Linked DNA regions of Homo sapiens: region 2 is linked to region 1. A link is a contact called in ENCODE Hi-C or POLR2A ChIA-PET data. All regions are on one chromosome and are shown on one strand. Each heading gives the region's core, a stretch centred on a gene start or an enhancer-like site at or near the end of the contact. The rest is flanking DNA. Distances are from core to core; before and after follow the strand shown.

Evidence for each region. A loop is a pair of places that touch in the nucleus more often than their neighbours do. ChIA-PET counts read pairs that join two places held with the same protein, here RNA polymerase II (POLR2A).
Region 2: a loop to region 1 is called in a map of Caco-2, with 6 times the contacts of the local background. The contact joins two enhancer-like sites. A Hi-C loop is called at or near these places in 18 of 168 maps with a recorded cell type or tissue (Caco-2, Calu3, GM23248 and 11 more) and 4 of 37 single-sample maps with no recorded cell type. POLR2A ChIA-PET finds 5 or more read pairs at or near these places in 4 of 52 experiments (OCI-LY7, PC-3, Panc1 and 1 more).

Annotation. Positions count from the first base shown.
Region 1 is chr11:129,114,150-129,118,680 of GRCh38, forward strand. The region is part of intron 5 of ARHGAP32 (Rho GTPase activating protein 32); the gene reads right to left. Among named protein-coding and RNA genes, the nearest start is that of ARHGAP32, 76 kb to the right of the region's middle. Within about 2 kb of position 2,247, at least 2 of the 41 ENCODE cell types and tissues checked have a DNase peak (open chromatin) inside an H3K27ac peak, as active enhancers do; they include PC-3, where a contact is called at or near this core.
Region 2 is chr11:129,313,698-129,318,228 of GRCh38, forward strand. All of the region lies in intron 2 of LOC105369572 (a long non-coding RNA gene), which reads right to left. Among named protein-coding and RNA genes, the nearest start is that of BARX2, 60 kb to the right of the region's middle. RefSeq lists an enhancer at 1,983-2,488 and a silencer at 2,097-2,391. Within about 2 kb of position 2,379, at least 9 of the 41 ENCODE cell types and tissues checked have a DNase peak (open chromatin) inside an H3K27ac peak, as active enhancers do; they include PC-3, where a contact is called at or near this core.

The DNA of each region.
Region 1 (4,531 bases), core at 997-3,496:
CTCAAAATCCTGCAATACTTTCTCAGTTCTTACTAAGAAAGCAATTGATGGTCTCACTTATAAGAGGGAGCTGAACAATGAAAACACAAGCACCTTTGTCTGTACTATTTTTCCTTGGCTGAGGGTTCTTCACTTCTATCTCTGCATATCCAAATTCTATTCAATCTTCAATAAAGATGAAGACTTTTGAATGCCACAGGACATAATCTCTCTCACCACTGAATACCTACAAGCACTTTTATAACATTTATAACATTGTTTTTCTCTTAAACTTATTGGTATATTACTTGTTTTCTCTGAGGAAAGATTATCTGCTTCATCAGTGGTACTCACATAGGTGGCTAGCACATACAAGATATTCAATAAAACTATCCTAAGAGAACTGTGGGTTTTAATACACCCTATACATGTCTGAATATTAATGTATTTTATGCAGTACCTGAACTACATGTACAAAGACTATACACTATGAAGGACTGAACTATATTTGCCTGTAGAAATTTATGACAGCAACTCAGTGATTTAAATAATTTTCACTTCTCAATTTAATAATATTTCAGTCCTTCATCTATTAGAAATGGCAAACAGGATTTCCAAATCCCACATTTCTAAATTTCTTCCAAATCTATCTTTGGAGTTATTTTTCCTGTATTGAGTTCACTTTTCTATCACCATGGAAACCAATTACAATTAGTGTTGTTAGGATCTTTAAAAATACAACTCTATTCAGCAAGTCTTCAAATGTTCAGAAAAGTTCTTTCTCCATATGGAGAATGGAAATCAGTAGCATAGAGCAGGGTAAAAATATACCACCCACCCACAGAAGAAACCATTCACCAAAGCCTAATCAACGGATTGCAAATGGAACACGGAAAGAGTTCTTTTCTTTTATTCATCTTTTGTAGTTCTATAATGGCTGCAATTTCATGTGTCATACCTATGGGGTTTGTAAACAAGTTTTCTTTCACCTCACAGCCTGTGTAGCAGACGTGGAGACACAAAAAAATGATTTCTGTTGTATAATATTATGTGGTCCACCCACCCTACCTTCAACCTCCTAATATTTGACACTGAAAATACTACTTTAAAACTACTGAGTTCAGGACGCCAAGAGGAAGAATAATTCTACAGCAGAATTACATCTTACATGGTTAATAAGTGAAATAAGTTCTAATTCCAGCACATAAGGCGAAAATCAATAAAAGGCAAAATTACCCTTCAGATTTACCAGGAAAAAGCTAGAGACCTACAAGCATCTTAACAGACCTAAGAGTTTTTCTTCCCAGAATGGGAATAGAGCACTGTTTTCTCAGCTGAGTATCTGATAAAGTAACCGATGTGCTCATCTTTAAACACTAGAATCACCATCAGTTCACTGTGATGCCCATCATATGAAGAATACATGGAAAATGAGACCAAATAACACGACAGCAGAATCACAGCCCTCATCTTACTGATGCTCACTCAAGAACATATACTTGTCAGGAAACTGCTTCATACATATTTTCACATTTCAGCATGGTCAGGGCTTTCTAAGCAAAGAGCACTGGCACCTGGGCTAAGGGACTGAACTTAACCCAGTAACCCTAAAGATGGAGCCCTCTAGAGATAAAAGTTTTCTCTCTCCCCCAAGCCATGTTTACATTCCAGAGTGTTTGTGAAATACAGATCCTTGCTTCTTTTTCCCAGAGATTTTGTTTACATTTCAGAGCAAAGGTCTCTCTCTCTCTCCATCTCGAGAAAGGAGAATGGGCAGGAATGCCAGCTATCCTGTATAAGCTTCAAGTTTCATAAGTGCAGAGTTCTCTTGTGGTACCAAATCCCACTTGTAAACACAGGATATCTCTGGTTGTCACCATATCACTTTATGGAGAACCAGGGCCTAGGGAACCAACATAAGTTACTTTTCAAGTAAACAAGGGCTTAATTTCTGGTCCAGAGACTTGATGTTTCTGCTGGGGGAAAGGGAGGCTACAGAGAGACAGAGAAAGAGAGAGTGAGAATGTGTGTAGTGTGTCTGTAGTTGTGGGAAGCCAACTTGTTAGCTTACTAGTAGGAAAACATCTCAGACTCTTCACAGTTTCAGACTCAACAATACTATAAGTAAACTGCCTGTAAATTATGGCTGACTCCACTATAGATATATTTTTTCACAGTCCAACCACTTTTACACATCTAATTCTTGGACTGAATAATCTCAAACGAGATACAGTGAAAATCCAGTACTTAGATGACAGTGGAACTGATGACTCACTATCTGAACATTTCATTTCAAATTCTCTCCTGAAAGGACAATGATTTCCTTGTATAAGAGGGAGTATACTGCAGAACATGCAGAAAAGTAAGGCTAAGATTTTTATTTCTTTTGAGGAAAACTAAACTTTGTGGCCAGGGTGAGAATAAAATTAGCATGGGTTTTATTTCAAATGATTACACATGTAGTAACAGTACTTCTGTATAAGATTTTTTTAAACTGAAAATATGTACAAGTTAATTTTTCAAACTGCAAGTGTCTTAACAAAATGGGGAGAGATAACCTTTTCATTAATTTATTTTTATTAATGATGAAGGCTTAACTGATAGGAAGTACTCAGGTGAAGTCAGTATCCACTGCCTCAATCCTGACAACACTGTCCTTGGGTCATCAGGACAAGTATGACTTCCCACATTTTAAAGATGATTATTTGACTTTACCTAAGTGCTTCCCTAGAACTTCTGCCTTTCTCTAAAGCCCTTTAAAATGTACTGCACAATTATTATGTCATTTAATTCCCATAATACTTTATGATATAGTTAGAATAGATATATTTGTTTCTATTTTACAAATGAGGAAACTGACGACCAGAGACATTAAGAATTTACTTAAGATCACAATGGAAATTACTTAAGGTTACACTGCAGTATTATGTATCATACTTTTTAACCTTCAACTACATTAAAGATGCGAGATACTCTAGAACCATCATTTACTCCTTTTTGTTAAAGTATTAGTTGAGTCAGTCTATTCTTTTCTAGCAATACAAAAGAACATGCAGAATGGCTCTAGTGTCAGGCCGCCTTGATTCAAATACAGTCCACAAAACGGTTTAAGAACTTGAGTAAGTTCTTAAACTCTTTTTACCTAAATTTCTGTACCTGAAATTGTTGTGGAGCGTAATTGAGACAATGTGGAAACAGTATTTGATATAATGCCTGGCTCAGACAAAACATTCAATAAATATTGGCTTGTATTTTTATTGTAATTCTGATTACTACTTTTTAAATGAAACTTCAGGCTTTTAAAATTGTTTGCATTATTACCCCTCAATATTCCTACACTCAGGTCAAACTTTACTACTTCTTTCCGCCTTCCCAGCATCAAGGCAGAAATGCATGTAATGATAGAAAGCCATGACAGCATTTTCAAGTCCCTTGCAGGCAGCTTGCATATAGAAAGCTCGAGACACAGATATTAAATTCATACTTTTCCTATTCCTTATTTATACAAAAACCTGAACTCTACCATTCAGGTTAATTTAACTTAATGTTTTGTATGAAATTGGATAAAAAGAAACACATCAAGTGATAACTTCAGATAACCAGATGATAAAGAAAATACAAATCAAACATATCCTTTTCCCCCCCTACACACTAGATGGCGGTACAACACAAAGCACAGCAGGAACAGCGCTGCCTCAAACTCATCATTTCTTTGCGTGTTACAAGAGATTCCCCCCGCTTCTTACTGAAAAATATTTTGTGAAATGTGAATTAACCTTTGTTTTTGGACTGCAGAATAATACAACAGGGAAAATAAGTGCAGTAACAATAAATTTGCAGAATTTTAAACTACATGTGGCTTTACTTAAAACAAAAAGCCCCTTCTAGTAATTATTTTTTTGTGAAATTTAAATTTCTCTAAACTAAACATAAGACATTTATGAATCAAAACCTGTAGAATTTGGCCAAACTACTATTCACAGGAAAATATCCAAACTTAAATGCACTTACTAAAAAGTAATACCTAAAAACAAATGAATCATTAACAATACCTGTTGCATTCTATTTCTCTAAAGCAGAGATTAAGTAGTATATGTTGTGTAATATTAATATTTGACAAAGTTGGTTTATGACGAAGCTAGTTTTTGAGAGGCAAATCCTAGTAGGCAATACGCATTATTCTCAACTCTTTTCTGGAAAAAAAAATATAAGAAAAACTAAACTTTCAATTCAAGAAACAAAAGGAAAGTTTATGCTTAGAAATTAATGGTATGAAAAATACAGAAAAAAAAATTTGGTTGATCAGTAAAACCATAAGCTGGTTCCTTGATAAGACCAAGATTTAATAATATCTTGTGTACAACTTATAACCCATGAATTTAAAAAGCTAAATTAAATGAACAATTTTTAAGAAAATATAAATGATAAAAATTGATCTAAGGAGATACAAAAGAACCTAATGAGCAATAATCAAATCATAAGTTGAAATGGTAAGTAAAGATGGCAAAGATTAAGTCCCCAGTTGGGAACCAGTTTCAAAAGGTTTTAACAG
Region 2 (4,531 bases), core at 1,129-3,628, 200 kb after region 1:
ACAATTTTTCCTGAGCTACAGTGGAAACTCTACACCTCACAATTAACTAAGAGCTTTCCCACCAATACAATTTGTTTGCAAAGCATTACATCATCAGAAAAAACTCTGATTGGCTGAGTCTATCCTCAAGGAAAGACCCATTTCTGGCAGCAAAAACTTTTCCAAGAGCCTTTTTGGGCACCAGACACCATATTTAGTTTTCCCCTTTTAGTGCAATACTTTAGTACAATAATGAGCACGCGGGGCCTTTAGGAGGCTGCTGCTGTTGGAACTTCTGTCAACAACTCTGAGGTTGCTTGTTCCTGAACAACAGAGGAGCCACCCCTGTGCTGGAAGTACCCTGCCTCGGTAGGTGAGGAGACACCACAAGGCTTAATGAGGAAACTATTACTCCTTCTGTCACTGGCCTTCCAATTACACACAGCAATGGTGATTTTGAGCAGCAGCCAAGGAATGTCATAACAGAGGCTACTGTGGAACCAAATTACAGGAGCTCAGGGAGCAATGAAAAGTCTTCAAGTTGGAAATGTTTATTAATTGCTTGTGTGCAATGTATTAGGCTGGGCAGGTGGGCCCTTGCCTTCCAGGAAGTCACAAACATGCATTCAGGCTCTCTTGGCCTATGTGTTATTCACATTATGTGAAGAAATACAAATAAAAACCTGAAACACTAGGACAGCAGAGCAAGTAATACACATTTCCTAATACATGAACAAAAGGCAATCATGGAGACTTGTACCAATTGGCCTTTGCCTGGGAAATAAGTAAAAGGAAATGTACCCCCACTGCTTCAGCCATGATTCTCCCTTCCACTTCCTTTTTCTTGGCTGTATTTAGTCCCTGTTCCTCATTCATCTATAACTGTCTAACTCTCAGATGAAAGCAGCAACTTGAGAAAATGTGGACACGTTATAGTTAGGGGGCGCTCCATGACCACTGTCTTGCACCTTTTTATTCTTCCCCAATTTCCTTCCGGTCCTTTCCCTCCCCTTCCCCTCCCCTCCCTGCCTTCCTTTCCTTCCCCTCCCCCTCTCTTTCCCCTTCCTCTTCCCCTTCCCCTTCCCCCTCCCCCACCCCCTCCCCTTCGTTTCCCTTCCCCTTCCCCCTTCCCCTCTCCCTCCCCCTCCTTTCTTTTGCTTTCTTTGTTCCCAAATGAAAATAGATGGCCTAGGTTCCACGAGAGACGATTGGAGGAGAAGAAGTAAGAGCTTCAATTTGGTGGCTGCCAGAGACTCTGCCTGCTGCTCCCTTCTTCCCTGTGGCTGCATTCTTACCTAACTCTGGCTGTGGTCAAGAAAGAGCTTTGCTAGAGATCTGTGCTAATCATTCCTGAATTAAAATACCTCACAGAGGTCCCAGGGTGGGGAGTGGAGTGGGGCCATTTTCCCAGGACACCCATCAGTGGGTCCTAGCCTGCTCTGGATGGCATGTTTCCTCCAGGGCTGTTTTTGGGTCACCACGGTACCCTCCACAATGGGCCTTTCCTCCAGGTAACAGTTTCCTAAAGCTCAGTGTCTAAAGGTAGACGAGAGAATGAGGTTGTAAGTCTCCCCCCATCTCCGAAGGACAAGGTGAATTACATCACTTTGGGTAGAATGAGGGTATAATGTGGATTTTCATGTGGTTAAAATTTTGTTGGGTTTCTGAACAGTGAAGATAATAATAGAAGGATGCAAGTTTCCTGTGATAGAGAAGAATAGCACCAGGAGGTGGGTGAAAATCAGAGGGTCACAGGGACAGATGGAGCAGGGGTGGCTGCATGAACGTGTGCATCCCAGGGGCTAAGACAGTGGAAGAGAGTGGGTGTGACTGAAGCCAGCCCCGATGTCTGGAGAGAGGCTCTGCAGTATCTGGTCAGGTCTTGTTCTTTTAAACTGGACCATCCAAGATGACACCAGGAAGTTAGCCTTTGGTAAGAACGAATGTTGCCCAGCCTTGTTCCAGCCTTCCTCCTGGGTCTTCACTCCCTTGAGACTTCCTTTCCATCTCCTCGCTCATTCCTGGTCCCACAAGCTCCTGCCCTCTGTCTTCACATCCTGTGATGACCTCAGGTTCCTGCAGGACTGATCTCAGCTTGCCTAGCTTAGCCCACGACTGGCCCTTCAAACACGGTCAGCTCAGCAGGCCCAGGCTGGCAGAGAAAAGCCTGTGGCAGACAATAGTGTTTATTCTAGGCAGTTGTCCCAGATGGGTCACTCCCAGCTTACTCCACACCTGCTGCTGCTTGCTGTTTTTCCCAGGATCTGAATTCCTCCTCCCCAAGCACTGGCTAGGGGGCTCCCTCTCGCAGCCCTGCCCAGAGTCACTCAAGGGGCTGGACCATCCTCAGTCCTTTAGCTGAGAGAGGAGAATGTCATCAGCAGGCCAGACATGATTTACAGCTGTCCTCTCATTCGCTTCTGCTGCCCCAGGTAACAGAGGCTCCGGATCAGGGCCGTCGCTGGGCTCCACCCCAGCACTAACCGGCTCGGCCAGGTTTACCTCACCCCCTTCAAAAAGGATGGTGTGAGGAATGCATGTCCTGCCCCAGGAAGACGGATCTGTTCAGGAAGAAGAGGACAAAGGGCAGGACTTCAAAGCAATTTGGGCCACAACACTGGGCTTCTGGCTCCTGTGTTGAGGGGAAGAGAGTGGGGAGAGGTCGGACCAGCATTCAACTCACAGGCTCTTCCCAGCTTCCATCCCCTTTGCCCTGGAGCTGCAGAATTTCCTGACCCTGGAGAAGGCACCTGCCAGTGCAAATCCCCAGCACAGGTTCTGGAAGCCATGCTGCTGTTTGCCCTGCACAGCCTGAGCCATGGCCCCTCTGCCTAGGGTGGGCTTCCGGGGGAATGAGGCCTCTGAGCTCCCCCCTGGGGCCTCCACCTCCCCACTTACTCAGCCACCCTTCACCTCCTCCCTCTCTTGTCTCATTGAGACCCCTTTCTTTCCTTTCCAGGGATGATTATTTTTCAATCACGTAGACTTGGAGATAAAGGAAGAGTAAGGGCAGAGAAAGGCTGGGGCATGAGCAGCTGAGGGCAGGGGTTAAGAAGGTGGCAGTAACAGAATAAAACCTGAGTCTGTCTTTAAACCTCCAGGCCTGAGGCCACGTTTGGAGGGTGGGGGTCTCACTTCAGTTTTTCTGTAAGTTTTTCTGAAAGTCTGATTATTCTGTTCCACCCACAGCAAGACGGGGAGCTTCAATCCCAGACGCTTGTGGCGATGGGAGTGGGGAGGAAGGATAGGACTTAGGAACTTCTTGCTGGGCATTTGCATCTGTCTATAAGGCGTGGTTATCCCATGTCTCATCTCAGCTTCCTGAAGATAGTGACTGTGACTTGGAGATCCAGGAGTTGGTGTGATGCAGTGGAGTTCCACTGCTTAGTGTCTGCATGGCTGTTAACAAGTCACCTAAGCTTAACGAGCTTCAGTTTCTTCCTCTGTAAAATACAAGCAATACTAACCTTATTTTATAGGGCTCTGAGGACTACATTGAAGAAACATTGAGGCTGGGCACAGTGGCTCACGCCTGTAATCCCAGCACTTTGGGAGGCTGAGGCGGGCAGATCATGAGGTCAGGAGATCGAGACCATCCTGGCTAACACGGCGAAACCCCGTCTCTACTAAAAATACAAAAAAAATTAGCCAGGTGGGTGACAGGCACCTGTAGTCCCAGCTACTCGGGAGGCTGAAGCAGGAGAAGGGCGTGAACCCGGGAGGTGGAGCTTGCAGTGAGCCGAGATCACGCCACTGCACTCCAGCCTGGGTGACAGAGCGAGACCCTGTCTCAAAAAAAAAAAAAAAAAACCACTGAAGCCCTGCCCACATTTTAGATACTTACTAAAAAGTAGCTATTATGATCATACTTCAGTTTCCTCGTTGGTAAATTAGGGGTAATAAAATACCCATCTCACTGAGTTGTTTTGAATATTAACCTAGTTAATATTTATAAGGTCCTTAGAAAGGTGCCTAGCACACAGTGAGCTCTGTGCAAGTGTTACTAAAGAAAATGAATCATCCTGTTCTTTTCCACAATACCTAGACGTTGCCTTGCCCAGGTAAGTGCTTTGTAAATATTGCTGAGATTAGTCCAATGCATATGCTAGAGCCAGGAAACAGACAAGGGTGGATACTCACAAGAGGAAGCTGGTGGTTAGGCTGAGTAGCATACTTCTGTTTCTCCCTTCTCCTTGTTTATTTTCCTATTACCGATTTCTCATTTCGGACCCTGCTGTGGTTTGAAAGTTTGTGTTCCCTCCAAAATTCACGTGAAAACTCAATCCCTAATGCAACAGTATTGAGAGGTGGGGCCTTGAGGAGGTGATTAGGCCATGGCAGCTCTGACCTCATGGACTGGATTCATTCCTTATTAAAGGGCTGGAGGGAACTAGCCCTTTTTGCCCTTCTGCCTTCCCACCGTATGAGGACCAGCAGAGACCAAGACACTGGGCCTGCTGGCACCTTGATCTTTCACCACCCAGCCTTCCATACTGTGAGAAATAAGTTTCTGTTGTTTGTAAACTACCCAGTCTCAGGTATTTTGTTATAG